Regions from separate parts of the Homo sapiens genome. Here region 2 is linked to region 1. Evidence: read pairs that join two places in POLR2A ChIA-PET (ENCODE). Cell type or tissue: HepG2. All regions are shown on one strand.

What was found. ChIA-PET counts read pairs that join two places held together with the same protein. Peaks named below come from ENCODE experiments on the same cell type or tissue, not always from the same donor. Only the 100,000 strongest peaks of a DNase experiment are listed, where the experiment ranks them.
Region 2: POLR2A ChIA-PET joins it to region 1 with 15 read pairs; 2 of 35 experiments call an interaction of 5 or more read pairs at or near these places.

The regions. Positions count from the first base shown.
Region 1 is chr6:167,338,173-167,346,172 of GRCh38, reverse strand. It overlaps TTLL2 (tubulin tyrosine ligase like 2), which reads right to left. Exons shown (of 3, transcript NM_031949.5): 2 at 7,370-7,526; 3 at 3,485-6,068. The coding sequence ends at 4,494. Among named protein-coding and RNA genes, the nearest start is that of TTLL2, 17 kb to the right of the region's middle. In HepG2, no CTCF peak of the experiment used is centred here; DNase peaks (open chromatin) are centred at 3,892 and 4,282.
Region 2 is chr6:167,264,742-167,272,741 of GRCh38, reverse strand. It overlaps a transcript of UNC93A not described here. Among named protein-coding and RNA genes, the nearest start is that of UNC93A, 23 kb to the left of the region's middle. RefSeq lists an enhancer at 3,893-5,092. In HepG2, no CTCF peak of the experiment used is centred here; DNase peaks (open chromatin) are centred at 3,781 and 5,328; H3K4me3 peaks cover 704 bases.

The DNA of each region.
Region 1 (8,000 bases):
CTGTAAATACGTGGCTTGATTTCTGGCCTCTCTATCCCGTCCCACTGGTCGATGCGTATGTGTTCATGCAACCACCATGCTGGCTTGGTTACTCTAGCTTTGTAATCTGTTTTGAAAATAAATAGTGCTATGCTTCTAGCTCTGTTCTCTATGTTCAGGATTGCTGTGTCTATTTGGGGTCTCTTGTGGTTCCATACAAATTTTAGGATTGTGTTTTCTATTTCTATGAAAAATGATATTGGGATTTTGATAGAAATTGTATTGAATCTGTAGATTGCTTTGGGTAGTGCAGACATTTTAACAATATTCATTCTGACAGTTTATGAACACAGGATAATATTTTAATATGTGTCATCTTCAATTTCTTTCATCACATTTTACAATTTTCAGCGTACATATTTTTCACCTCTTTGGTTAAATTTACTGCTAAGTATTTTTATTGTTTTGATGTTATTGTAAATGAGATTTTCTTAATTTCTTTTTTATATAGTTTGTTGTTAGTGTGTAGAAATGCAACTGCTTTTTGCTTGTTGATTTTGTATCCTGCAACTTTACTGAATTTGTTTGAGTTTGCAACAGTTTGGGGTGAGATCTCTAGGGTTTTCTATATATAAGATTATGTCATCAACAAACAGAGACAATTTTATTTCTTTCTTTCCTATTAGTTTGTTTGTTTGTTTGTTTTCTTAATGCTGACTAGGACTTCCAGTATGATGTTGAGCAGAAGTGGTGAGAGCAGGTATCCTCATGTTGTTCCTGACCTTAGAGGAAAAGGTTTCAACATTTTACTATTGAGTATGATGGGAGCTTCAGGCTTGCCATATACGATCTTTACTGTGTTGAGGTAACCTCTTTGATTCTACTTTGCTGAGAATTTTTATCATGAAAGGTTTTTGAATTTGTCAAATCCTTTTTTTGTATGTGTGTCTATCAAGATGATCAAATGATTTTTGCCCTTTGTTCTGTTAATATGGGGTACTATATTTATTAATTTGCCTATGTTGAACCATCCTCAAATCCCAGGGGAAAATCCACTTGATTCTGATCCTTTGAAGTGCTGTTGAATTCAGTTTGCTAGTATTTTGTTGAGGATTTCTGCATCTATGTTCATCAGAGATATTGGTCTATAATTTTCTTTCTTGTAGTGTCCTTGTCTGGCCTTGTAAAATGAATTTAGAAGTATTTTCTTCAGGTTTTTGGAAGAGTTGAGGAGTATTGGTATTTGTTCTTCTTTAAATATTTGGTAGAATTTAGAAGTGAAGTCATCAGGTCCTGGACTTTTTTTAATGAGCAACTTTCTATTATGGATTCAATATCCTTACTTGTTATTGGTCTATTCAGGCTTTCCATTTCTTCATGATTAAGTCTTGTTAGGTTGTATGTGTCTAGAAGTTTATCCATTTCTCTTAGGTTATCCAATTACTTGGAATATAATTATTCACAATAGTCTCTTATGATTCTTTGTATTTCTGTGGTATCAGTTGTAATGTCTCCTCTTTCATTTCTGATTTTATTGTCATCTTTTTTTTCCTCAGTTAGTGAAAGATTTAACAATTTTTTTATGTTTTTAAAAAACCAAGTAGTTTCATTGTTCTTTTCTATTGTTTTTCTAGTGTCTATTTCATTTATTTCTGCTCTAGTTTTTATTTCCTTTCTTCTGACTTTGGGTTGAGTTTATTCTCCTACTTCCCTGAAATGCATTGTTCAGATGTTTATTTGAGATCTTTTTTTTTTTTTGATATGGACATTTATTGGTATAAACTTTTCTTTTATAACTTCTTTTGCTGCATCCCATAAGTTTTGGTATGTTGTGTTTCCATTTTCATTTGTATCAAGATATTTTAAAATTTCCTTTTTAATTTCTTCTTTGACTCAGTGGTTGTTCAGGAGCATATTGCTTAATTTCCACATGTTTGTGATTTTTTAAAAAAAATCGTCCTGTTTTTGATGTCTATTTTTATTCCACTGTGGTCAGAGAAGAAACCTGATATGAATCCAGTCCTCTTAAAGCTGCTAAGATTTGCTTTGTGGCCTCACCTATGATCTATCCTGGAGAATGTTCTGTGCATGACTGTTAGGTCCAGTTGGGCCAATGTGAGTTTCAAGCCCAATGTTTCCTTACTGATTTTCTGTCTGGATGATCTGTCTGCTGTTGAAAGTCGGGTATTGAAGCCCTCCTGCTGCTATCATATTGCAGTCTATGTCTCCTTTCAGATTGATTATTATTGGCTTTACATATTTAGGTGGCCCAATGTTGGGTACACAGACTTAAAAATTGTAACATGCTCTTGATGAATGGGCCCCTTTATTATTATGTAAGGACCATCTTTGTCTCTTTTTACAGTTATTGACTTAAAGTCTGTTTTTTCAGACATAAGGATAGCCATTCTTGCTCTCTTTTGGTTTCCATTTGCCTGAAATATCTTTTTCCATCCCTTCACTTTCAGTCTACCTAAACCACCTGCCAAGGAGTCCTGGAGAAGTCACGCACAGCAGTGCCTCAGCAGGCAGGTCCACCTACATGGTCCCAGCTGTGGATGTGAAAATTACCCTGTGCCTTGGCACCAGCCCCCCTCAGCTGTGGTTGCAGGTTAATCCTGCTCCTACGAGGACCCAGAGAGAGACCCACCCATCTGAAACACCCAGAGGCTTGCGGTGGGTCTTGTTCCACAGCAGATGCTGACGGGACCCTCTCTTGGCTCTAGGCCCTCTCGGCTGTGACCCAGGAGCCCTCTTAACAACACAGGGGCCTGCTGGGAGACTCGCTGGTCTAGGCCACCACGATAGGGTTGCTGGCCTCTGTCCCATTGCAGAGCCTGAACAAGCTCTGAATGCTGACTCCAGCCCCATTCTACTGCCACCCAGGAGAAGTTCCAGTCACATAGGGAACTGCTAGAGTCTCACCCACCAGTGCCCCTGGATGGAGCTTAATGAACTTGGACCCTTGCAGATCCTGACACAGCCCTGGGGCTCGGGTCTAGCCTTTCCTACCAGGCTATGATCTGGGAGAGTTCTGCCGAGCCGGGGTCCTGCCAGGAGACACACAATTCCGTCCCTGGAGTAGGCTTGCCAACCTCTGTCCTATGGCAGATCCTCAAAGGGCCCTGGACCTCGGTCCTGGCCCATCCTGCCTGCAGACTGAGAGTGGTTCTGTCCACCTGGGGACCCTGGAGGCACACGTCTAGCAGTGCCCCTGCAGGCTGACTTCTGACCTTGGTCCACGGGGGATCTTCTCAACTGGCTCCAGCTCTTCTCAGCTATGACCTGCGACCAGGCCTGCCCACCCAGGAACCTGCTGGGAGATACGCCTGTCTGCACTTCCCCATCCCTACCTTTTTTTTTAAAATAAAAAAATAATTTTTCTTTTTTTTAAGTGAGAAGAGTCTTGTTATGTTGCTCAGGCTGGTCTTAAACACCTGGGCTCAAGAGATCCTCCCACCTTGTCCTCCCAAAATGCTGGGATTGAAGGCATGAGCCACCATGGCCAGCTTTTAACTTTTTTATTGTGGTAAAACACACATAACACAAAATGTACCATGAGTGATACTTAGTGAATTCCCCGTGTTGTGCAACCATCACCTCTATATAGTTCCAGAACATTTCTGTCACCCCAAAGGGAAGCCCCCTACCCATCAGTAGGCACTCCTCATTACCCCTCCCCTAAGCCACCAATCTGCTTTTGATGGATTTGCCAATTCTGACATTCCATATCAACGGAGTCATACAACATGTGGCCTTTTGTATCTGACTACTTTCACTAGAATAATGTTTTCAAGTAACCTACTGGAATTTTTATGTCTTAGGACTGCAGATGCTTTTTATGTGGCAGGAATGACAGCATACTTTGATCTGGGAGGCCATGACCTCACATGCTGTGATGGTAAACAAATGGTGACAAGGCCAAGGGGCCACTATTTAAATACAGCCCAAAGATGCCCCCACAGGGAGCTCTTTGGTGCAAAGTCTGATTTCAAGCCCAGGATTTGTAAACAACAGAGTCATTAGGGCTTTCAGTGATTTATCTCACTCTGAATGATTGTCTGATCTTAAGTTAACAAAATAATTTTAACAAATAACTGGTTGATTTAAAAAAAAACACACAGAAAGTTAACTCCTGGCTTCTTTTGTACTGTTTTCACCTAATAATCCTTTAAAAATATTAGAATAATCTTTTTCTCCTCTTTAAATACATACATAGCATAATCGTAGTGTAGCACATTCAATTACTGGTGGGAGGCTGTGTGGTATTTGTAGAATTCTTTCAAGACACCTGAGCAAATAAACATGGGATGTAATGTAGTTTAATCACCACTTGAACATATTGTGCTTTGTCAGAGCTGTTATATTTATACATATGGCCACATCTTCAGTCCCAATGTCATAGTTAACATGCTGGTGGCACAGGTAGGGACTTGAACTATTGCTTTCTCTAGGACAGGATCCTTGGTTTTTAAAAATCCATGTCACTTTTTCTTGATTTGATTTTTTACCACTTAGGAATGTTGCTTATTCATTAGTTTCTGGAGCTCTTGGATTATTCTTTTGACATTTAATCCATTCCTGGAAGCTCCGAGAGTTGCTTCATTGAAAGGAAAAACAAGAACAAAGTTGCCTGCTTGGGGATCTGGAGCTTTGCCACGGTCTGACAGGACACACGGGGAGGTCTTGGTCTTGCAGGAGTGCGACTGGAAGAGGGACGCGTAGGGCATGAGTGTCTTGTGAGGCGTGTGCCTGCTCCGTAACTTGGGCTTGCTTTGTGGCATCTCCCTTGTTGACAGATGAAAATCCTGCCCACTCATCTCTCCTTCCAGCTGGGAGGCAGGTGCAGCTTCAGGACGCACACTCACAGCTTTCTCCACCACAGAGTCATCCTCGTTGTACATTCTGCTTGTGAACGAAAGAGAATCATAAGGAAGACAGTCAGGAGCATCAAGCCCACCTCTGTCACTTTTTGCAGCGTCGATGTTGGAATTTCCATGTGTGGCATTACTGGCTTCTCTCCCCTCATTTCTTAGACCATTTAAGTAAATCAGGTCAATAATATCATGGACAAGTTTTCTCTTCACCAACACATCTGTTGAACAATCCAAGGTCAAGGCTGGGCTGTAGTTGACCTCTAAAAGCCATGGTTTCAAGTTGTCATCAATCAAAATATCAAACCCAAAGAGCTCAAAGCAATTGGCAGCAAAGGGGACAGATGGTGCAATGGCGAGAATGGTGAGAATAACCATGCGGTGGATTTTCTTCCACAAAAGCAGATCGTCCACATCCCAGCTACGAAGGTAGGAAAAAAATCTGCTGAGCGTCCATTTACAACCATGACCAATCACTTCTTTGATCTTCTCATAAGAGGCCCCGGATTTATTGATGCTGCTGTTGGTCAAATGGGCATAATTGTTTTGCAAATTACTGAGGTCAAACTTTTCCGTGGCAAACCGAACCAACCCTTCCTGATAAACATAAATGGTCAAAGGCTTAAAGCCAGTAACACAAACATAGATGCGGAGATCACATTTATATCTGCCAATAAGTAAAGGATTGGAGATATATTTCTGCACTATGTACATATCATCAAAGATGAAGTCTTTAAAGTCACTGAAAATTAGTATCCCCCTCCCACGAGATAACTCAGCAGGCTTGCAAATCCAATAGCTATGCTTGGTGCCCAGCATCTGCCTCTCCTGAAAGTATTCAGCCACGAACTTGGTATAGTCATTGGGCATGACGAACGTCAGGGGGATGAACTGGTACAGGGAAGTGCCATACATCCTCCTCATGTGCTTCAGGTGTTTGGCCAAACAGTCTTTCCTGGTAAGCTTGGTGGTTCCAGGGTGGTGGTTTAGCTGCTGCCACGGTTTAACACTGTTGTGTTCGGTCATTCGGAAAGAGGATGTCCTCCAGTACAGGTTCCAGTCCTCCGCGTTCTGCTCCTGCTTATCAAACTTATTCCACCCCCTCTCCAGGAGGACGCTTTGCACCACAGCCGGGGTGGTCTCGTCAACGCGAAAAACCAGCGGCTTCAAGAGGGCCCCTGAAGGTTCATCTTCCGCCATCAAATGAGGTTTTTTCTAAAAATGGATCATTGAGAAAGGTTAGGAGAGTGGTCAAGACCATAACCTAGTAGATTTTTCTGAGGAAACCGTGCACCCGGTGCTGCCAGCTGTCCTGTGTGTCCACCCTCCCACTGTGCAGTCTCACCGGACACCCACGTCTCTTCACCAATGCACCCATCTCTGCTCCCTTTATTAGAATAAATCCATCTTGTCCTGGGAACCCCTTTACTCTTTCTTCCGATTTTGCCCTGCTATTGCATTCTGTTAGTAACATGTTAAAAATGTTTGCAAATACTCTATCATACTTTTGAGGGCTGAGTCCCTGCAGACCCATATCTGCGGCCCGTCCTGTTGGCCTAAAAAGTGAGCATGATTAAGAACAAAACACGAATGTCAACTTTCATTTAGTTAAATGAATTCAAGTATGTTACAAGAGGTGTGAAACAATGATGTCATAAAATTAGTAAGAGTTCTTTTGGCCTGAGAAATTTAAGAAGGCCAGGCACCTACCATGGTTCCCCATGCACCCACCTGACCCATCAGGCCCACTGGAGGGGTTTCGGTGCATAGAGGCTTGGGTCACTCAAATAAGTGGTTATTAGTGACAAAGAGAGTCGGAAAGAACAACTTAAGTTTTTAAAACCTATTCAGTAAAAATAATAATGTAGAGATTTTGCCTCACATTTTAAAAGATAAAAGGCAGATTTGAAATATTCTTTTGAACTTCGAAGAAGGAAAGCAGAATAATTCTTAAGACGATCATAACTGATGATGAAGTGTGTTGTTTCATTAAGATCTAGAGAAAAGGTAAAAAACGTCAAAGACTCTTGATAAAAATGTACATATGTCAAAGTCCTGAGACAACGTGCTCATCAAAATTTTCAAGCTAAGGCAATTTTGATTTGTATTGTTCGTGCAAAATTGATCACATAATGATATAAATAACTTACTTGGTGGAAATTCTGTAGTGTTTGAAAATTTCTGATTGATATAAAAGAAGTAAATTTTGACAGATGCTGTACTTTCCGTGAAGGTTTTACAAGAAAGGAAGGAGGGAGGGAGGGAAGGAAGGAAGGAGGAAATGAGGGAAGGAAAGAGTAGAAAAGGAGGAAGGAGGGAGGGCAGGAAGGAGGGAGGGAAGCAAGCAGAGAAAGAAAGAGGGAGAGCAGGAAGGAGGAAGGGAAGGAAGGAGAGAAGGAGGAAAGAAAAAGAAGAAGGAAGAGGGGAGGGAGGGGAAAAAAGAAGGAGGAAAGAAGGAAGGAAGGAAGGAAGGAAGGAAGGAAGGAAGGAAGGAACTACCTGGCTTGCCCACCCACCTTCTTCTCCAGTGTTGGTGTTGGGCGGCCTCGCCTGGGAGGGATGGAAACACCTGCTTCCTGTAGCCTTGCTCCCAGGCCTGCAGGCGGCTGCTCAGTGTGGTTTGCCTCGGATGGAATGTTAAGGGTAAAGGCTGGGGTGGTGGTTCTCAAAGATCTGTGAACAAAGCAGCATCAACAATGAACACACAGCATCTCCCTTGTCACTGTTGCTTTAATAAGGAACATACAGAATTGATCAATCCATCATGGTTATTAAAATTCAGTTGTCCTAGTTTGCAGTAATGCTTTCAAATTGTTCCATGCTATCAATAAGTTTCAAGCAGTGTGTGTGTGTGTGTGTGTGTGACTATGTTGTGCCTGTTGAGTGTGTTTGTTGTTTCTGTGTTGTCTGTGCATGTTGTGTGTATTGTGTGTCACATGTGGTATGTGTTGTCTGTATGTTGTGTGTTGTGTGAGTGTATTGTGTGTTGCATATGGCATGCATGTGTGTCATGTGTGTTGTGTTGCATCTAGCATGTATGTTTGCTGTGTGTTGTGTATGTTGTATGAGTTGTGTGTGTTGCTTGTGTTGTGTGTATGTTGTGTGTGTTGTGTGTTGCATGTGGTATGCACGAGTTGTGTGTTGTAT
Region 2 (8,000 bases), 73 kb after region 1:
CAAGTCTTTAGATAAACTCAACTGATTGTCAACCAGAACATTTTCAAATCTACCTATAAGCTATTAATAGCAATAGGTCCCCCAAACCTCCCACCAGCACTTCAAGTTGTCCCACCTTACTGGACCAAACCAATGTACTTCTTAAATGTATTTGATTGAAGTCTCATGTCTCCCTAAGATGTATAAATCCAAGCTGCTCCCCACCACCTTGGGCACATGTTCTCAGGACCTCCTGAGGGTTGTGTCACAGGCCATGGTCACTCATACTCAGCTCAGAATAAATCTCTTCAAATATTTTACAGAGTTTGGCTCTTCGTCAACAGGCCCCTTGCTAGGCCTAATGCTCAGCTGTCACCACCTGGAAATTCTTCATCATATCTTTGGACGTGTGCTCTAAACGTCACTGGGACCGGGAGCAGGCCTGAGAGCAGAGATTTGTGCCACCTGCACGTCTGCCACTGCTCCTGGCCTCTCCATTTGCATAGAACATTCTCGATGCCCTGTGGGATTCTGAGGCAGCCATGATGGTGGGAGTTCAAGGTAAGTAAAGAGCAGCAGAGTCAGCCACCCCCAAAGACACCACTTTGGCATAAGGATCATTTTGAGCTGAAGACAATTTTTAAGATGTAGATATAAGTGAAGCTCTCTCTCCTGCCCCTCTTTGCCTAAAAGCAGGACATAATTTAGTGAAGGTGTCCCCACTCCTGTCTCTACCAGGAAGGACAGAAGCCAATCACTGGGGCAAGTCTAGGCCTTATCAGCCTGGAGACAGCACTGGAGGAATCTACTCAGCAAACTTGACTACTAGGAACTAGCCCTTATCCTCCATTCATTTCCCATGTGTTTAGCTGGCTGCAGTTTGCTGCCCTAGAAGCCCAAAGGTCTTTTCCTTTGTCTTGTCACTCCTCTAAAATTTGTCATTATTTTGTTTAGAAGCTCTATCAGCCCAAGTTCTAATAAACCCTTGGAGTGACTCATGGCTGAGTGCTCCCATGTGTGTGCATGATGAGCATGTTAATAACCTTGTTTGTTTCTATTTTGTCAACCTGTCTTTTGCCATTCTAATTTATAGGACCTCAGCCAGAGAACCTAGGATGGGTAGAAGGAAAAGGAAACTTTTCCTCCCATATGTGTGTCCCACTTATGATAGATAAGTGGGGGCTGACGAGCCTGTAAACCAAAAATACAACTGCCCTGAGAGGCCACGCCACCTCCTTGAATCAGAAGTTTACAGACAGAAGGCAGGAAACAGAGGCAGCCACGGAGCCCATCCCACATCTCACCTGTGCTGTTTCCTGAATGGCCCTTTCATTAATCCTGGAGATGATGGCACGGAAGGGCAGGCAGAGGGCTGCAGCCTGGCTCCTTTCCTTCAGTCCTCCTGATGAGGTTCTCGCTCTTTCTTAACTCTGGCCCTCAGCAGAAGCACCTGGAGACCTTGCTAAACTCTGCACAGCTGAGCCCCGCCCAGAATTGCAATTCCCTCCCTTGCTGCCTAATGACTCCCAGGTGCTTTCCTTCAGGCCTCCTGTTGAGGTTCTCTGTCTTAAGCTCTGTCTTAACTCTGGCCCTCAGCAGAAGCACCTGGAGACCTTGCTAAAATCTGCACAGCTGAGCCCCGCCCAGAATCGCAATTCCCTCCCTTGCTGCCTAATGACTCCCAGGTGCCGCGACGCTGCCAGCCAGGGGAACACACTGCGGGAACCCATGCCTGGCACAATCCTTCCCATCCAGGCCTCCGCCCACGTGGCAGCCCATCCCTGCAACACCTGTATCTTCCTGGACAACTGAATTCAAATGCCCCTTTGTGTTAGTTTCTTGAGGTCGCCACAACAGGAACTTCTTGTCCCCCAGCCTGGAGGCCGGGAGTCTGCACCCACGGTGTCAGCCGGGCCAGGCTCCCTCTGCAGACTCCACAGCGGGAGGGCGCCAATGCCTTGCTCTTAGCTCTGGTGTTCGGGGAAACCCTCGTTTGTAGACGCGTCACCCCAACCTCTGCCTTCGTCCTCAAGTGGTCACCTTCTCCCCGTGCTCCCCTCTCCTCCCATGAGGACATTGGTCACATGGAACTCGAGGCTCACCCTGCTCTAGTTGACCCCAGCTCAACTTGATCAGTTCTGCAAGTGAGGGCTCGTTCACAGGCACCAGGTTAGGGCTTCAACATACCTTTCCGGGGGATGCAACTCAACCCACAACCCTTTCTCCTCCGAAGGTCTGTCCATGTCCCCCACACCGGAAGGCTCCCCTTTCCCCTAACCCCCCATGTCCTTCGTGATGGGGCCCTGCTCCCTCATCCCACTGAAAGCTCCCTGACAACAGCACTCATCTTGTTCACCTCTGGGCACCCCACAGCCCTCCGCATTGCACCCTCTGCTCATAGTTAAGGCCAGTTTGTTAAGAGATGGCATCGGTGATTATGACGCCTGGCTGACTTGTGACAAGTTCTGTCTTAAGAACTTAACACAGAGCTTCACAACAGCCATTAACAGGTATGTGCCATCATTATCCCTGTCTTAGACATGAAAAAAGAGAGATGCAAAATGATTAGGTGACTTTGAGAGCCCATGGTCAATAGATGCCACAGCCAGACATGAACACAGATGGATGGGTCCTCCAGAGTGTGCCAGATATAAACGCGGTGGGGTGGGGACTCCGGACCATGTGAACGCCCCCCCCCCACCCCCACCCCCACCCCGTGCAGCCTCTGGGCAGTCCTTTGTTCTGACTTCTCAGCTTTCTACCAGGGCCAGCTGCAGAATTTAGGGGCCCAGGACAAAACACAAATGCAGGACCCCCTGTACAAAAAGCAGGAAAAAGTGCCATTATTGGCCGGGCCCAGTGGCTCACGCCTGTAATCCCAGCACTTTGGGAGACCGAGGCAGGTGGATCACGAGGTCAGGAGATAGAGACCATCCTGGCCAACACGGTGAAACCCTGTCTCTACTAAAAACACACACACACACAAAAAAAAGCCAGGCGTGGTGGTGGGCGCCTGTAGTCCCAGCTACTGGGAAGGCTGAGGCAGGAGAATGGTGTGAACCCAGGAGGCGGAGCTGGCAGTGAGCCGAGATTGTGCCACTGCACTCTAGCCTGGGCGACAGAGCAAGACTCTGTCTCAAAAATAAATAAATAAATAAAAATTTTTTAAAAAGTGCCATTATGGTAGTAAAATATAAAGCTTTTTCCTTCCCTCTGCAGTCTCTTTCCCTTCTTTTCATTGGGTTCCTTTATTTGCCACATTGTCATTCTAAGAAGGAAAATTAAAAATTATTAGTCAACTTATTTTGTGCAATGCCAATTTCAAATGCAAATATAGGACCATTTATCTCATTTGCAAAATCACCAAAATTTCTCAATTTGCAGTTCGTAGCTTGTACATGTTTTCTTCTTATCAGAACAGTGAGGCACTACACAAAACTCCCTCAACTGTATCCACTACAGCTCCTGATCCAAGACTGGGTCTCTGGGCGTCGCTCACCGTGGTTCCCTCAGCACAGAGCCATGATGTTCTGGCCAGCACGGGCGCCTCACTCGCCCATGCAAGCCCTGCACAGCCTGCCTGTTCCGCCGGTCTCCAGCCACGCTCATCTCGCTGGGTTTTCCCAGCCTGCTCACCTCTCAGCCTCGCTACGGCTGCCCACACATTCCTCTCTCAGTCACACATTGGGGCCCCTCCAGCTGCTTCGTCCTGGTCCCAGTGGGCCACCAGGTAAAAGTGTCACACTTGTAAATGTTCAATTGATGCAAATTCACATTTAAAGTTTGTTTACTCTGTCCCTGCACAAAAGCTTTATTTTAAAGTTACACGATTAGACAGAAGTGGACCTTTGTCCTGGCTGAGGCCCTCCCATGGGTACCCACCCCCTGAATGGCTGATGCAAGACGGCAACAGTGTTGACTGAAACCAGGCAGTTTCAGGCCACAGCCAACTGGGGACACAGCAATGAGTGATGAACGGTCGGGGTCCTCTATGCCGCGCCATGAAACCTGAACTAACCAGACAAGTTTATCCAGAGCTGGACACGACCCTTTGGGGGCCATGCAGCTTTATTATTATTATTACCATTATTATTATTATTATTACTATTTTGTAGAAATAGGTCCTCACTATGCTGCCTAGGCCAGTCTCCAACTCCTGAGCTAAAGTGAGCCTCACTCCTTGGCCTCCCAAAGTGCTGGATTGACAGGCAGGAACCACTGTGCCCAGCCCCCACACACATTTTTTAGTCATCACTGTTGGGGTTTGGTCCTGGGTGTGTTGCTGGGCCTGACGGGAAGTTCCTCAACAGGTTCCTGATGTGAAACCCCGTGTTTCTCCCCTGAAAGGGGGCATCCAGTTTCTGTGTTGCTCTAATCTCTGAGACAGACCTCTGCGTTTCTTCCCTTCTGCTATCACCTTGTTGAAGAGGGTCCTGCTCTGAGGGCTGCCAGAGGTGCCTGGGCCTGCGGAGATGCTTTTTCTTGGAAGCAAAGGCTGTGTGCAGCCATTCTGGCCACCGTCCCTGGTAGGAGTCCTCCCCATGCTTCTGGGAGCCGGGGCCACTGCTTGCCTCTGACTGAACACGCACTGGCAGAGGCCTAGAATGATGAGCTCTTACAGTGTGACTGCAGTCCGGGTCCAGCCAGGGAAAAGCTTCATCCTAATTATGACTGTGGGACTCAGGCATGTCTGTTGTTAGGTGGAGGCTTGATCGACAGGCTCAGCCGCCCTGGTGTTCTGACTCTTGTTCCACTCACTGCACAAAATGAAGCTGGCGGAATATTGCTACAAAAGAATGATCGTGGCAGGAGGCGGGGTAGAGCAATGTCAGGTCACGGTGCGTCTTGCACCGAAATATTAAGGCAGTTGTAATGATCTTTGTCTCACAGAAATGAACAGAGTGATGAAGGAGGCTCAGAGAAAGGCAGCTGAGAAGAGCAACAAGGTAGAAAGGCTGACTTAAAGTAGAGAAATAAAAATTCATCCAGCACCTCCCAAGGTCGGACATTGGTCAAGACACGCCCAAATAGTTCAGGTCATTTAACTTTGCTCAAATTCCTCAAGGCAGTTATCACGACTCCTCCTGCTTTAGAGGTGAGAATGCCAAGGCTCCTGAGGGCTGAGTAAGGAGCCCTGGTTTGTTTGAGTGCAGGTAACACAACAGGTGTTAAAGCCCAATCTTCAGGGTCTTAATCCAACAGAAGTTAACTTTCGCTTAACTTCCCATCCTGTCCGCATAAAAGGGCTTCAAGTCCTCAGAAGGTTCTGGATTCAGCCTGCATGGAACAAAGGGCCCCTCTGCTCATTTCCATTGCTGAGCCTGACAGGAGAGGCTGGGATCGGAGTTCACCTTGAACCTAGGGTGGAAGGGAAGTGCATTTTGTGAACACATAGCACCCAGGCCAGGCACCCAAAGCCACACAGCTGCAACAGCAGCCTACAGTCCGACGCGGGTCAGGCAACGGAGTCCAAGCTCACGTGTTCTCTGACTTGAGTTTTCTGAACCTCAGAGTCCTCTCCTATAGAATGGAGAAAACGTCTCCTTCACAGGATTGCTGCGAGGATGAGCAGAGAAAATGCCTGCAGAGGACATTCCTGGATGCTTAGTTATGGACAGGGCACCAGGAGAAAGGGTGATGCTGGAGTCTCTCTTTAGTTCTTAGGGATCATCAACAAAGAGGGTGTCTCCTGAATCAAAGATCACAGCAGAGTGTGTCCGAGAGGCCGCCTCTCACCTCCCTCCCTGGCCTCGCACACGCAGTCGGGACTGGACTTCTGATGGCAATTCAGTGACGCACAATCGAAAACCAGCAGCGCGGAACAGGAGATGGGAGCAAACTAAGCTACCGTTTCACTAACTTCACAGAGGAGCCTGACACAGAAAAATGTATACATTGTTTGCCTTAAAGTGAACAATAGGGAATAGCTATCGTATCTTCAAAGCAGCTTTCCAAGATCAAATCCGTCGCATCCGGAATGCGTTTCTTTGACCTTGGAACCTCCAGGAGTGGCCAGGCTCCCCCACAGATCACACGCAGCATTGCCTAGAAGCCGGTAGCTCTCCCGTAGGACGCTGGGAAGCAGCCAGCTGTTCATGTGGGAGTGTCAGCGTGCGTTCCTTTGTCAACGTCCTGCAAGAAAGAAAAGGCAAGAACGTCAGCGATGGCTCCACTGACTGATTAAGGCAAAGGAAGTCGCCACTGTGAGTGATCACCCAGGCTACGCTGGACAGAAACAGGCCATTTGCCCAAGTCCCCCAGCAGCTGTCTTTGTTCCCCACTTCGATTTGCTAATGGGCAGTGGGGCTGGAGCTCACTCTGCTCCTTCAGGGAGTGGCTTGGCGACCAGGTCAGACTTCAGTGTCTCCAGGAGCCTGTGAACCTGGTGCAAGGCTCTTCAGAGTCAGGGAGGGTGGCACACGGTCTTCAGACACGGAACTGAGGCTGTCAGTGGTGGGGAGTAAGTGAAAAATCCCACAGGCCCTGCACTGTGTCCATACGTGTTATTAATCTTAGCAATGTGGCCCAGAGAACGCAAGCTCTTCCAGCCTCTGCCCAGGGGCAGCCCAGGAAGCCGTCAGGGATGAGTGATTCCCTTCCCTTCCCAAGAACCTGAGACAGGCGCAATTACCTCCATGGCTGATAACCACTGTTCTAATCCCATGCTTGACTTAAAATCATCATATTTTAGACTTAAGAAGTCCGGACCCAGCTGATTAATCAGCCTTTCCCAGGAGCCATCTGCGGGGCAGGGTCAGAGGAACCCTGGAAATTTTCTGTTCAGCCTGAATCTCTCTGTCCTGTTTTCCGAAATTACTCCCACTAGAAATAGAAGTTTCCTGATAAAAATGCCTACCCCCTGAGAATAGTGATGCTACGAACAGTGCGTTGATAAACACAGCTTCAGCTGTCTCAGACCCAGCACCCCACTGTAACACATATTTTATAATGCTCCTTTGCTGTCTTCTAATAGGACTCACAGATAACATAACCTTTTAAAGAAAGCAATATAATGTCCCCATTTTTATGTGATGAAGAAGTAAAAAGAAAGTCACTTAATAAAATAATGGATCTTTGTACTATGTACATACTTTGCCTATGTACTATAAGTGAATTCTGATAACTAAGCTAGAGACATTGATAAGACAACAAGTAGAAAAGGGTTTATGTGATAAATATTGTCATTGTTTTCAGTTCATTTGTTTATGTTTTTAATTGCCATAGTCTCAGTATGCTCAAAATCCTTTAGCTAGCACTCTGAGTACTCAAGGAATATGTCTCTTCTGGGCCAGGGAGGGCATGTGTGTACACATAGGTGCTCTGTTGTACTGGTCTTACAGCAGGGAGGTGACCTCTCAACTGTCTGCCAGGGAACTAAAGCTCAAAAAACATTTTTAAAGGTAAAGTACCATAAAATTTACACATCCATTTGCATTTGCATTTCCATCACCAGACAACAATGAGATGATGAATTTTGTCTCATTTAGACGTCAATTTGTTTCTGGACTTTTTATAAGCAAAAATGGAAGTATTTTAAACTAAACAGTAACTTTCTTTAGACAATTAAAATAAAGTACACTATTCAAACTTAATATAAAATAATAAAAAACATAAAAGCAGATAATATTCAAATATGAATTAGCCAGGCACGGTGGCGTATGCATGTTATCCCAGCTACTTGGGAGGCTGAGGCATGAGAATCACTTGAACCTGGGAGGCGGAGGTTGCAGTGAGCCAAGATCACACCACTGCACTCCATCCTGTGTAAAAGAGCGAGACTCTGTCTCAAAAAAGAAAAAAAAATTCAAATATGATTCCTGTTGTCATAAAAGATCTTCAGTAGACAAAAAAATCACTTCGCTCAAACAGGAATAAAACACAGGACACATTTTTCACATATTTGCTTTACACTTACAATCTCATCCAACCACAAAACATCTTAAAACTTGCAGACTGAATTATATATATATATTTGTATATTTTTTTAAATTTTACTTTAAGTTCTGGGATACATGAACAGA